Regions from separate parts of the Homo sapiens genome. Here all the other regions are linked to region 2. The links are chromatin contacts, found by Hi-C or POLR2A ChIA-PET in ENCODE. All regions are on one chromosome and are shown on one strand. Each heading gives the region's core, a stretch centred on a gene start or an enhancer-like site at or near the end of the contact. The rest is flanking DNA. Distances are from core to core; before and after follow the strand shown.

What was found. Hi-C counts contacts between places; a loop is a spot of excess contacts on that map. ChIA-PET counts read pairs that join two places held with the same protein, here RNA polymerase II (POLR2A). Pooled maps may share reads with other maps.
Region 1: a loop to region 2 is called in a pooled map, with 4 times the contacts of the local background. The contact joins the enhancer-like site here to the promoter of NBPF3 in region 2. A Hi-C loop is called at or near these places in 6 of 50 pooled maps. POLR2A ChIA-PET finds 5 or more read pairs at or near these places in 2 of 52 experiments (AG04449 and WTC11).
Region 3: a map of CD4-positive, alpha-beta memory T cell shows a loop between it and region 2 (3-fold over the local background). The contact joins the enhancer-like site here to the promoter of NBPF3 in region 2. A Hi-C loop is called at or near these places in 3 of 168 maps with a recorded cell type or tissue (CD4-positive, alpha-beta memory T cell, posterior vena cava and sigmoid colon) and 7 of 50 pooled maps. POLR2A ChIA-PET finds 5 or more read pairs at or near these places in 2 of 52 experiments (WTC11 and activated CD4-positive, alpha-beta T cell).
Region 4: a map of Calu3 shows a loop between it and region 2 (12-fold over the local background). The contact joins the promoter of RAP1GAP here to the promoter of NBPF3 in region 2. A Hi-C loop is called at or near these places in 3 of 168 maps with a recorded cell type or tissue (Calu3, chondrocyte and naive thymus-derived CD4-positive, alpha-beta T cell) and 7 of 50 pooled maps. POLR2A ChIA-PET finds 5 or more read pairs at or near these places in 2 of 52 experiments (K562 and activated T-cell).

What each region holds. Positions count from the first base shown.
Region 1 is chr1:21,254,118-21,256,817 of GRCh38, reverse strand. It overlaps ECE1 (endothelin converting enzyme 1), which reads left to right. Exons shown (of 19, transcript NM_001397.3): 8 at 680-871. Among named protein-coding and RNA genes, the nearest start is that of ECE1, 35 kb to the left of the region's middle. Within about 2 kb of position 1,442, at least 14 of the 41 ENCODE cell types and tissues checked have a DNase peak (open chromatin) inside an H3K27ac peak, as active enhancers do.
Region 2 is chr1:21,438,808-21,441,507 of GRCh38, reverse strand. NBPF3 (NBPF member 3) reads right to left here and starts at 1,371. Exons shown (of 15, transcript NM_032264.6): 1 at 1,160-1,371. RefSeq lists silencers at 458-752, 1,718-1,767 and an enhancer at 727-1,237.
Region 3 is chr1:21,236,464-21,239,163 of GRCh38, reverse strand. It overlaps ECE1 (endothelin converting enzyme 1), which reads left to right. Exons shown (of 19, transcript NM_001397.3): 11 at 920-1,030; 12 at 2,320-2,418. Among named protein-coding and RNA genes, the nearest start is that of ECE1, 53 kb to the left of the region's middle. Within about 2 kb of position 1,268, at least 7 of the 41 ENCODE cell types and tissues checked have a DNase peak (open chromatin) inside an H3K27ac peak, as active enhancers do.
Region 4 is chr1:21,667,913-21,670,612 of GRCh38, reverse strand. It overlaps RAP1GAP (RAP1 GTPase activating protein), which reads left to right and starts at 1,256. Exons shown (of 25, transcript NM_002885.4): 1 at 1,256-1,359. RefSeq lists an enhancer at 1-536 and a silencer at 1,185-1,334.

The DNA.
Region 1 (2,700 bases), core at 193-2,692, 180 kb after region 2:
AGCTGAGAAAGTCTACCGTGGAGACCTAATTCAGATCTTGGAACACGGGTGGGGGGTGGTCAGAAAAGATGCATTCTAAGAATGGAAAGACAGCCCCAGGACAAGCCCTGGAAGACAGGGACCAGCCCAGGTGGGGACCTGTGAGACGAGCCAAGACTTTGGGCTTTCTCCTGGAGGCTGTAGGGAAGCAGCAGAGAGACACGGCCCCGAGATCATTCTCAATGCTGTGTCTCCCACGGGTGTCTTCTTCTTTTTTTTTTGAGACAAAGTCTCTCTCTGCCGCCCAGGCTAGAGTGCCATGGCGCACAATCTGGGCTCACTGCAACCTCCTCCTCCTGGGTTCAAGTGATTCTCCTGCCTCAGCCTCCTGAGTAGCTGGGATTATAGGCACCTCCCACTATGCTCAGCTAATTTTTGTATTTTTAGTAGAGACGGGGTTTCGCCATGTTGGCCAGGTTGGTCTCAAACTCCTGACCTTAGGTGATCCACCCACCTCAGCCTCCCAAAGTGCCAGGATTACAGGCGTGAGCCACCACACCTGGCCCCACGGGTGTCTTGGGGGCACTGTGCAGCCCCCTGGCTCCCTGTGCCGGACTTGGCTGGCCAAGCCCCCCACCAACTCTCGTCCAGTGGATAGTGGGGGGGCAGCCACTGACAGTTTGGGGTATGGGCCCTGCAGGTGCTGACCGGATATCTGAACTACATGGTCCAGCTGGGGAAGCTGCTGGGCGGCGGGGACGAGGAGGCCATCCGGCCCCAGATGCAGCAGATCTTGGACTTTGAGACGGCACTGGCCAACATCACCATCCCACAGGAGAAGCGCCGTGATGAGGAGCTCATCTACCACAAAGTGACGGCAGCCGAGCTGCAGGTAACTTGAGCGCCGGCTGCTAGGGAGGCTGGGATGGCCTCCAGGTTTCAGACAGGGCCCTGGACTGGGGGCTTTTATACTCATTTCATCTAGTCCTTGAAACTATGTGACAAAGGAAGGATGGTTGTTATGCCCAGTCCACAGATGGAAAAACTGATGCTCAGAAAGGTCAAGTTACCTGCTGAAGGGCACACAGCTAGTAAGTGACTCCAAAATAGGCGCCTGGCCGACACCAGGCTGCTTCTCTGTAATTAATAGTGTTTACTTGGAGGCTCGGGGTCATGACCACACCAGCTTACATTGACAGCGCCTTTCCAGTCTCTCCAGCACCAAGCACATCGAACTTGGTTACAGTGAGCACTTAATAAATGCATGGTGTGGATTCTGTCATTACTTTTCCCTTTTCTGAGCCAGATCAAGGTCCGGAGGCTCCTAAGTGGCAGAGGAGCCAGCCGCAGATGGGCTCACTGTACAACAGGGCGTTAGATCTGTGATGCTCTCTGTCACCCATTGGAGAAGCCCAACGTCCAAGGGCTCAGCCTCTGCCAAAGGCTGCCCTCTGGTGGCTGCTTGGTTCTTGAGGGTCCAGAGAGAATAGCTTGCTGGTTCCTTCTTTCCAGAGCATCAGCTGGCATTGCAGAGGGATCAGCAGAATGGCCACCACCGATCTTGCCGTTTCTTGACATCACCCAGGAATGCGTGGCCAGGCCTTGCTTCTCTGCTGAGGAGGGGCTCCCGCAGAGTGTCATCTCCCTCCTTCCTTACCTTGTGACCAGCCGAATTTGACCTGTTGTCCGTTCCTTCTACTTTCAGGAAGAACACTAGGTCCCTGCCCTTTACCCTCCTCCAGCTGACAGGTGTATATGGGTCCGTCTTGGGACCTTGCGCTTCATGTGCTTCCTGGCTAGTGGGGGACACCAGCTAGAAACAACCCTGTCTCATTGCTGAGTGCTTTGGGCAAAAGCAGCGGGCCCTGGGAGCCAGGGGTGGGGAGAAGTCAGGGAAGGTGAGTCTAACGATAGATGAGCATTTCCAGGCCAACTGGGTGTCCCAGGCGGAGATGCAGGCCGTGCTAGGGCCCACGATCAGGGTCAGGGGAGCCTGGCCTCCTGCTGGTGCTGGCTGCCCTTCAGCTCCCAGAGAAACTGGCCTGAGGCTCAGTGGTGCTGCTCAGACCAGGATGGAGATCAACAGCTGCTGTTAGATACCATCTGGCACTCTTTTCCTGCTCTGAGGCCAGGAGGCTGAGGGTGATGTTGTTTGTGCATTATAATTTGGTTTGTTCCAGCCGATTTCTCAGCCTGAGGGGCCCCCGCAGTGCCTCAGCCCCCTACCGTGGCCATGATGCCAACTGTCTGTGCCAGGAATAGCGGAGAAGGCACAGGAGCCCTGAGCACATCAGCCCAGCATGGCCACCAGGTTCCCCCCAGGCATCCTATCACCACTGCTTCTGCTCTCTTCTTCCAAGCAGAGGAAGAAAGGCTTTTCCTGCCTCCCAGCTGCACAGCTGCCAAGGTGGGGGGAGTTTAGCAGACTCAGCAGCTTGTAGTACACAAGCCCTGGGCTTAGATTCAGAGGACTGTAAGCCCCTTGGAGCTCTAAGTGCTGGGATTATAAGCATGAGCCACCACGCCTGGCCAAACAGCCTCTGTGTTCTAAGTACCCAAAGTTCAATTAAGATCTTTAGGAAATATATGGATTCTCTCGAGTTTTTACAGATATTTCTGATTAAATTCTAATGTGAATTTGGCTGCCTTCCTTGTAAAATGGGCTTGGCTCGTTCACTCACCCCAGCTGTGTGCCAGAACACAAATGAGACATAGCCCTTG
Region 2 (2,700 bases), core at 122-2,621:
GTGGAAATCCTGGGCTCAAGTGATCTACCCACCTTGGCGTCCCAAAGTGCTGGGATTACAGGTGTGATCTACTGCGCCCGGGCCCCCTGCACATTTAAAATTGTGAACTTCTTCTGTATACTTCAGTAACTTTTCCAAGATTTCTTTGACGCAAAGTTATCAGAAATCTTAAAGCCAGCATTTCAGAATAGAAAAAAATAGCTTCTGGTTCACTAGTGAAATTTTACTAATAAAATTTAAAAACAAAAAGAAAGCTACTAACGCATATCAGCTCCAAACAGATTAAACACTACCAGCAGATCTTTAACTTCGTGAAGCACTGGGATTCATTCCTTTGGCAAAGAAAGGATGAACAACACCGTAACCCAAAGAAAAGGTACCACTGCCAGAAAAGACTTCTTTTCGAAAGCAGCTCTAGCAGCAAAAGACAGAAGGAAAGCAAGGAAACTAGGCCAAACGTCTTGGTTAACTCTTCGGTGAAAGGACGCCACATGAGATGATGATCTAAGAAGCCAGAAAGACAGACAGACAGGCACAGGGAAACCACAGCAACTCCTCGGAGTGCAAACAGCAACCCCACAATCCAACCTAGCCGAAATCCTGCGGTTCATTTGAGGCTTGCCCCGCTAGTCAGGAGGTGATTCAGTGATGGCTACAAACGCTCCTCATGTGCATCCTGGACCTGGCACACCTGGCTTGCCCATCACCAGCCTGGAGACACCGCCAGGAGCAGAAGCCCGGAGGCCAGTAAAGACCCCAACTTTGCAAGTCAGGGGCGCGAGCGCTCTCGCCTCTCAGGCCCGCAGAGGGAACCGATTTCCGGCCTCGAGGGTGGGGTGCGGAGTCAGTGTCCTCTACAGGATATAGGAGGACGTGCCCCCGAAGCTGCTCCGTCCCTCCACCCCCTGGGATGCCACAGAACACCCGCCAGCGAGTTTCTTCCCCAGCGCCCACGAGAGCTGGGCTGAGGGCGGCAGCGGCAGGCGAAGAATCCAGCGCGGGGAACTCAGCCCCCGGCGGTGCACGACCCCCCACACCCCCCACCTCCCACCCGCCCCCGCGCTCGCGCAACAAAACTTGCGACGGCCGCGCCTCGACCCAGGTGTGCGCCCGCCGGTCCCGGATTCACCGCCCGTCCAGCCTGGCGCGGCGCCCTCACCTGAGAAACGCTGGGTGGACTTCGCCGTAACTTCCCATCCAGACGGCGGCCCGCAGCCGCGCCGCCGCGCCTCGGCCCAGCTCCTGGCGCCGCAGGTTGCCAGTCCCGCGTTCCCAAAAGCACCGCGCGCAGAAGCTCACTCAGTCTCGGGATCCTCACCTACCCATCCCAGTACCGCCGCTGTCTCAACCGCCACCCAACCCCTCGCCTGTGCCTGCGCCTGCGCCTGCGCCTGCAGCCCACTGGCTCCTCAGGGTCCGGATGGGCCGCGTCAGGAGAACCCAAGGCGCAGGCGCGGCGGGGCCTTAAAGGGACTCGGCGGCCTCTACTGCACAACAGGTTCGAGCAGGTTAGGGGCCCTGCGGGCCGAGAAAAGGAGTAACCTAGGTGATGCACCGAGTGCAGCTGGGACGGGGAATCCCTCTCTGCCCTCCGCGTCTCTCTCAAAGCACCAGCCCTCGACCCTCCAAATCGCTGATTTCCCCGGCCACTTGAACCGCCCCTGCCAGGTTAAAGAAGCAGAAGACACACCCCCTCGGAGGCCCGGAGCGTCCCCGCGTGCCCACACGGATTTTATTTTTTTCTGAAAAGATGGTACATTTACATGGTTCGAAATTCAAATAGGGCCAGGCGTGAGCCCTGGAGTTCGAGACCAGCCTGGACGAAAAAGAAAGAGCCCCGTATCTATTAAAAAAAAAAAATCAAATAGTACAGAAAATTGTAAAGTTAAAATAGGCATCTTTTCCATTCCTGTCTCCCAGTCTCACCCTGTAGGCAATCTGTGGGATGCTGTTCCTGTGAATCCTTCCAGGGATATTTTATGTACGTTTTCGCTTTTTTTATTTTTATTTTTTTTTTTGAGATAGAGTCTTGCTCTCGTTGCCCAGGATGGAGTGCAATGGCATGATCTTGGCTTCCTGCAACCTCCACCTCCCAAGTTCAAGCTATTGTCCTGCCTTAGCCTCCCAAATAGCTGGGATTACAGGTGCCCACCATCCTGCCTGGCTAATTGTTGTATTTTTAGTAGAGACGGGGTTTCACCATGTTGGCAAGGCTGGTCTAGAACTCCTGACCTCGAGTCTTGCTCTGTCACCCTTGCTGGAGTGCAGTGGCACAATCTCAGCTCACTGCAACCTCTGCCTCCCAGGATCAAGCGATTCTCCTGCCCCAGCCTCCCGAGTAGCTAGGACTACAGGCGTGTGCCACCACACCCAGCCTCCCTTCCCATTTGGCACGTGCCAGCCACGTGCCAAGTCCCAGGCCCCAAACTGGTTAGGGGTCAGGAAGAGCGTTCCAAAGAGCTCACACAGAAGTTCAATCCTATCTCTCCACCAAGGTGGGCGACACCATGGGGCTGCAATGCCTGCTTTTGTGCTTTTCAGGCACCTCCCCCAGTGCTGCCAACTGCCCTTCTGAAGGGCCTGTGTTTGCCACCCTCTGCCTTCGCACTAATTTGCTATTTCTAATCTGCTCTGGGCCAGGAGAACAGATAAAACTAGGGCCCTCAATGGTTTAGAGTTTTATAGTTCACCAAGTGCTCA
Region 3 (2,700 bases), core at 19-2,518, 200 kb after region 2:
GAAAGAATCAAGGCATTGCAATCCCGCGGTGAGCCAGGTGTGGTGGCTCACGCCTGTAATCTCAGCACTCTGGGAAGTCAAGGCAGGTGGATCACTTGAGCCCAAGAGTTCTAGACCAGCCTGGGCAACATAGTGGGATGATGTCTCCACAAAAAAAAAAAAAAATTTTTAAATAGAAAAAATTAGCCAGGCATAGTGGCCTGCACCTGTTGTCCCAGCTACTCGGGAGGCTAAGGTGGGAAGATCACTTGAGCCTGGGAGGTCGAGGCTGCAGTGAGCTGTGTGATCGCACCACTGCACTCCAGCCTAGGTGACAGAGCGAGACCCTGCCAAAAAAAAAGAAAAAAAGAAAAAAGTCCTGCGGTGTTGCTGTGGTGTTCTCATTTGAGGAGATCTTCAATGGCATTGGAGCCCTGGCCCTGGGGCAGTTTTTTCTGTGACTCAGGGTAGACCAGTCACTCTCCACCGCTCTTTGCCTCCAGGACTCCTGCTCTTCCCAGGAGGCAGGACGAGATGGGGGTAGGTAGGAGCATAGGATGTGGAGTCAGGCACGTCTCAGTTCTCATTCCAACAACACTTGTCACTCGTGGGGCACCCTGGGCCAGCAGCTGCTCCGTGCCGAGTGTGTTTCCCCATCAGTCAAACGGCTTGTAAGCCCCGAGGGTCATTGAATGGCTCAACGGGACACTATTTGTGAAGTCCCAGCACAGAGCCTGGCATTCAGGAAATGGCAGGGGGTGGGAGTGAGGGTATCAGTGGCCTCTTGGTCCGGTGACTAAAATAACTTTACTGGGTCGGAAAGCTCTCCCTGAACTTCCAGAACAAAGCATGGGCCCCACATGGTGCTACCTCCCAGCAAGAAAGGGGTTGGGAAACAAAGGGCTGGGGCCCAGCGAGCCCCCTGACTTGTGTTTTCCAGACCTGTCTTCCTCGCTGGAAGTTTTGCGTGAGTGACACAGAAAACAACCTGGGCTTTGCGTTGGGCCCCATGTTTGTCAAAGCAACCTTCGCCGAGGACAGCAAGAGCATAGTAAGTGCCTTCCCCGTGGACACAGGCTGTGAGGTCACACTTGTTGTGGCCTGCACAGACCTGCCAGTTCACACTCCAGCCCACCCTGGGCCTTTCCTGCTCCTGGGCAGGGGACCTTAGGGCCACAGCCTCAATGCAGAGGCTTCACTTCCTCGAGCCCTGGGTAATGGGAGTCTCACGAGGGCAGCTCTTCAGTGCCAGGCCCTTATCTGCACGAGCTCATGTGATCCTCCCAGCAGCCTGCAAGGCTGTGACAGCCATCCCCACCTCCAAGGGCTGTGAACGACCCAGAGAGAATGTTGGCAGAACAGCTCTGGCCCAGAGGGTGACATTTTTCTTATTTTGTGGGTGACAGGTTTGTTCTAGACAGGCAGAGGAGTGCCATGGCAGAGCGCCTTGGAGACAGCCCGGCCTAAGCTCAGATCCTGGCCTCACCGCTGGTCGGGTGGCCTGGGACAGTTCTTACATCATCTGCAATGTGGAGACGGGGGCATTCCTCCCACAGAGAGAGATTAAATGAGATGCCACACACTGGGCACCGGCATACAATAAGGGTTCAGCTAATGGGAGTGGTCATTTTATTGTTACAATCTTGATGACAAATAGTATTCATTATGTAGCTGTCATCTGCAGCCGGAGGTGAGCCAACCGCAATTCAAATCCATTACAGTGACTGGCCTGTGAGCAGCTGGGCAGGGTCTGAGTTGGGGTCTGCTGGCCCCTCTGCTCTTGTTGCCGCACAGCTCTGCCTTCCCCTTCTCTAGAACCTTCAACTTTCCATCTTCGAGCTTGTCTGCTCATGACATTGTCTCCCTCAAGAACACCTGTCTATATCCAGCCTGAGCATGGTATTTCCGAAGCTGCTCCTCGGAACATGAGTACTCTAGATCTTAAAGCCCGCTCCATCAAAAAGGAATGCTGTGGTCCAATAAGGCAATAAGGCTGGGAGAGGCTGTGTCTTCTCCCCTCTCTGGAAGAATCACGGTGCCTATTATTACCATATTAAAGGCTCTGAAAAGTACCACAGCAGAGACTTTTCCAACTTTCCCGAAGCTCATCCTAAGCTTATTGGAGCATGGAGCCCTGTGTGTGGAAGGCCAGTCCTGTCTTGCAGGGTGTTCACGTTAGGAGCGTGGTTTGGAAGCACAGCTGTGGCTCCCCTTCTCACCCAGCCTGACGCTTGGAAAATTGAGTTTAATCTCTGGCCATCATTGTTCTGCACGGGGTGCCTGTTGCATTTACCTGAGACCAGTGCGCAGACCTTACTGCTGTGATGTGTATCTCCTCAGGCCACCGAGATCATCCTGGAGATTAAGAAGGCATTTGAGGAAAGCCTGAGCACCCTGAAGTGGATGGATGAGGAAACCCGAAAATCAGCCAAGGAAAAGGTGAGGCTGGCCAGGCACTTGGAGGGGGTGCTGCGGCGTCCAGCACAGATAGAGGAGGGTGGGGGAAGGAGAGGCCGGTTTTTTTGTTTGTTTTTTGAGGCAGAGTTTCGTTCTTGTTACCCAGGCTGGAGTGCTATGGTGCGATCTTGGCTCACCGCAACCTCCGCCTCCCGGGTTCAAGCGATTCTCCCACCTCAGCCTCCCGAGCAGCTGGGATTACAGGCGTGCGCCACCACGCTCGGTTAATTTTGTATTTTTAGTAGAGATGGGGTTTCTCCATGT
Region 4 (2,700 bases), core at 7-2,506, 230 kb before region 2:
GGGAAAATAGTGGGAGCTGGAAGTAACAGTTGTGGTTTTAAGCACACAGTAGATGCTCAAGAAATATATTGAGTACATGTCTTGGACTTTCCCCTCCCTAAATATTATCTGTCAAGTGGGCCTATTGGACTTGTTGACCTTGGAGGGCCCTGTCGGCTTGACCCACCAATTCGAAATGGTTGAGAAAGAGGTCTGTCTTTGTACCTTTTGCAGCCTGTTTTCCCAGTTCTTAGAACATTGGGGTGAGATCCAGAGATTTCAGAGATCCCCCTGGAACACGAGTGTTCTGTGACGAGTTCATGACCTTGGAGCCACCAACCATACCCCTCACCCGTTGTCCCCAGTTCTGGCCTTGCCGACCCACTGCGTGTTTCTTTGCTTCATGTGGGCTGTTCCCCGGGGAGGGAGCTCAGTGGAGAACAGAAAGAGGTGTGGGTGAGGGCTCCCCCTTGGTGGGGAGTGGGGCACAGGAGCCTCAGGCTCTGTTGACCATCAAAGAAGGGACTCGAGTGGGCAGGCCGCTCACTTGCTGTGGACCTTGGGCAAGTCTCTAACTCTCCCTGGGCCTTGGAAGTCAGGCCGAGGTGATCTCTGCCGCCCCCTCCCTGCCTGGGTTTTCACTCTTGTTCTGATCCCACTCTCTTCCGGGTGCCTCCCTTCCACTTCTCCGTAGCCTGTGGCTCCCCTCCCCACACCCGCCCTGGGCCCGGGTTAGGCTGGGGCGGGGGCGAGCTGCCCAGTCCAGAGACAAAGTCCAAGAGCCGCGAATGGGCTGGCGAGGGTCAACCGCGTGGCCTCTGCCAGGAAGCGCGCCGAGCGCCCGGGTGAGGAGGGCGTCAGCCAGGGCACAGCAGCTTTCTCGCCCAGCGAAGCCTGTGCGCCTTCCTCCCGCGCCTGCAGACAAGCGGAGCCCATGGGGGCCGTGGGCCCCACCTATCCCGACGTCTCCACTTGATCCAGAAGTTGTCCCAGTCCCCTTGGAGCATGAGCTGTTGCCTGGACAGCTGGGCTGTCGCCCAGGTTCTGCCACTGTCTAGCTGTGTAACCTTGAGCCAGTCCCTGCCCCTCTCTGGTCCTCAGTTTCCCCACCTGTAAAATGGGGGCACCGAGAACCCTCCTCCAGGACCTGCGGCGGGGCGGGGCGGCAGGGCGGGGGCCTCCCCGCCGCTCCCGCGCCCGCGGCTTGGGCTCCGCAGTGAGTGGGGAGCGGCGCCGGGGAAGGAGCGCTCCGCGGTCATGTGACGTCCCCCTCCCCGAACTGCGGCGGCGGCGAGCGCCGGCCGCATCTGAGCAGAGCTGCAGCGGCGGCCGCGGGCACCAGAGTGCCGAGCCCAGGACGCCCCCGGCCCAGGCCCTTGGGTGAGTGCGCCCCGCCAGGGCTGCGGCCCTGGAAAGGGGAAGGGGACAGAGGTGTCCAGACTCCCGTCGGCTCGCAGCGAAGACCCCGCGCGGGCGGGCGGGGACGGAGGGTGGGGGCGAACGCGTGGGGGACCCGGGTCTCCAGGGGCGAGGGGTGGGCGCAGCTGGGCTCGCGCAGCCCGGTCTTGACAGCAGCTGGAGAAGTGGGGGGAGGCCTGGACTGAGCCGGCTGAACCCCCAGCCTGTTGGACTTGGTCCAGGCCGCGGCCAGGGGGCTTTGGTCCCACCCCCCTGGGTGGGTGGGGAGTCCAGTTTTCCGCCCACCTCGAGGTGGGGGCGCCTGGGGTTTAGAGGAGGGACTGTGGGAAGTGGGCGCGTTTCCTCCATCCCTGGGGAGGGGCCCAAGCCCTAGCGCCCCCCAGAGGGTGGCGCTCCTGTCCTCAGAGGAGGGAAGTGGGGGCCTCAGATCAAGGACCCTGAGCGGGGAGGGCGGTGATGTCCTTGCATCCCCAGAGACAGGACGCATTCCCCTGTCCCTGACCCCCGCGGCAGAGCGGGGCACACGCGTCACGAAGTTGGGCGCCCCCTCGTCGCCTCCCCTGGCTCGGCAGGATCTGAGGACTCGGTGGGAATTCACGGGGCGGTTTCCGTGCCCTGCAGGGTTTGGTGCCAGCTGCGGGGCGCCTGGGCTTGGGGAAGAAACCTTGTGTACGCACACCTGCACACACACACAGTCTCCGGAGGTGAGCGGCCCCCTCCCTACCATAACAGACCCCAGCCTGTGCATGCCCTCGGAGTCCTTGTTGGGGTCATAGCACAGGCCCGGTGGTGGGGTCAGGAAGAACATCCACTGTTCTCAGGGCTCATTGGCCTCTGTCCCCGGGCTCCATTCCCCTCCCTGCCAAGTCAGAGGTCAGGCCCCTGGGGCGGCAGGCAGGAAGGACACTGAGGGAAGGGGCACTGAGGCAGGAGGGGCACTGAGGGAAGCTGGCCAGGTGGAAGTAGGAGAGAAAGGCAATGGGGGTGAGATGGTACCACTTCCTCCCCATATGAGGCTCTCAGGAGGCTCCTGGCCCCCCCTGCACAGGTAGTGGTCCCTCCTTCCTGAGGGTGTTTGGGGGAAAACGCTATGGTTGGGGCACTGGGGAAGGTTGCCTCGCAGATGAAACAGAACATTGGCCAAAGGTGTCCCTGAATGGGCTTCTGGACTGGCACAGGGCCCTGAGGGCTGTGGCTGAGTGGGGAGGCAGTGATCAGGTCCAGCTGGCCATGGGGGCCCCCCATTCCCTTCTCCATGACCTCAGCCTCACTCTGAGAGCCCCCAGCAGCTGGAAGGTCTGG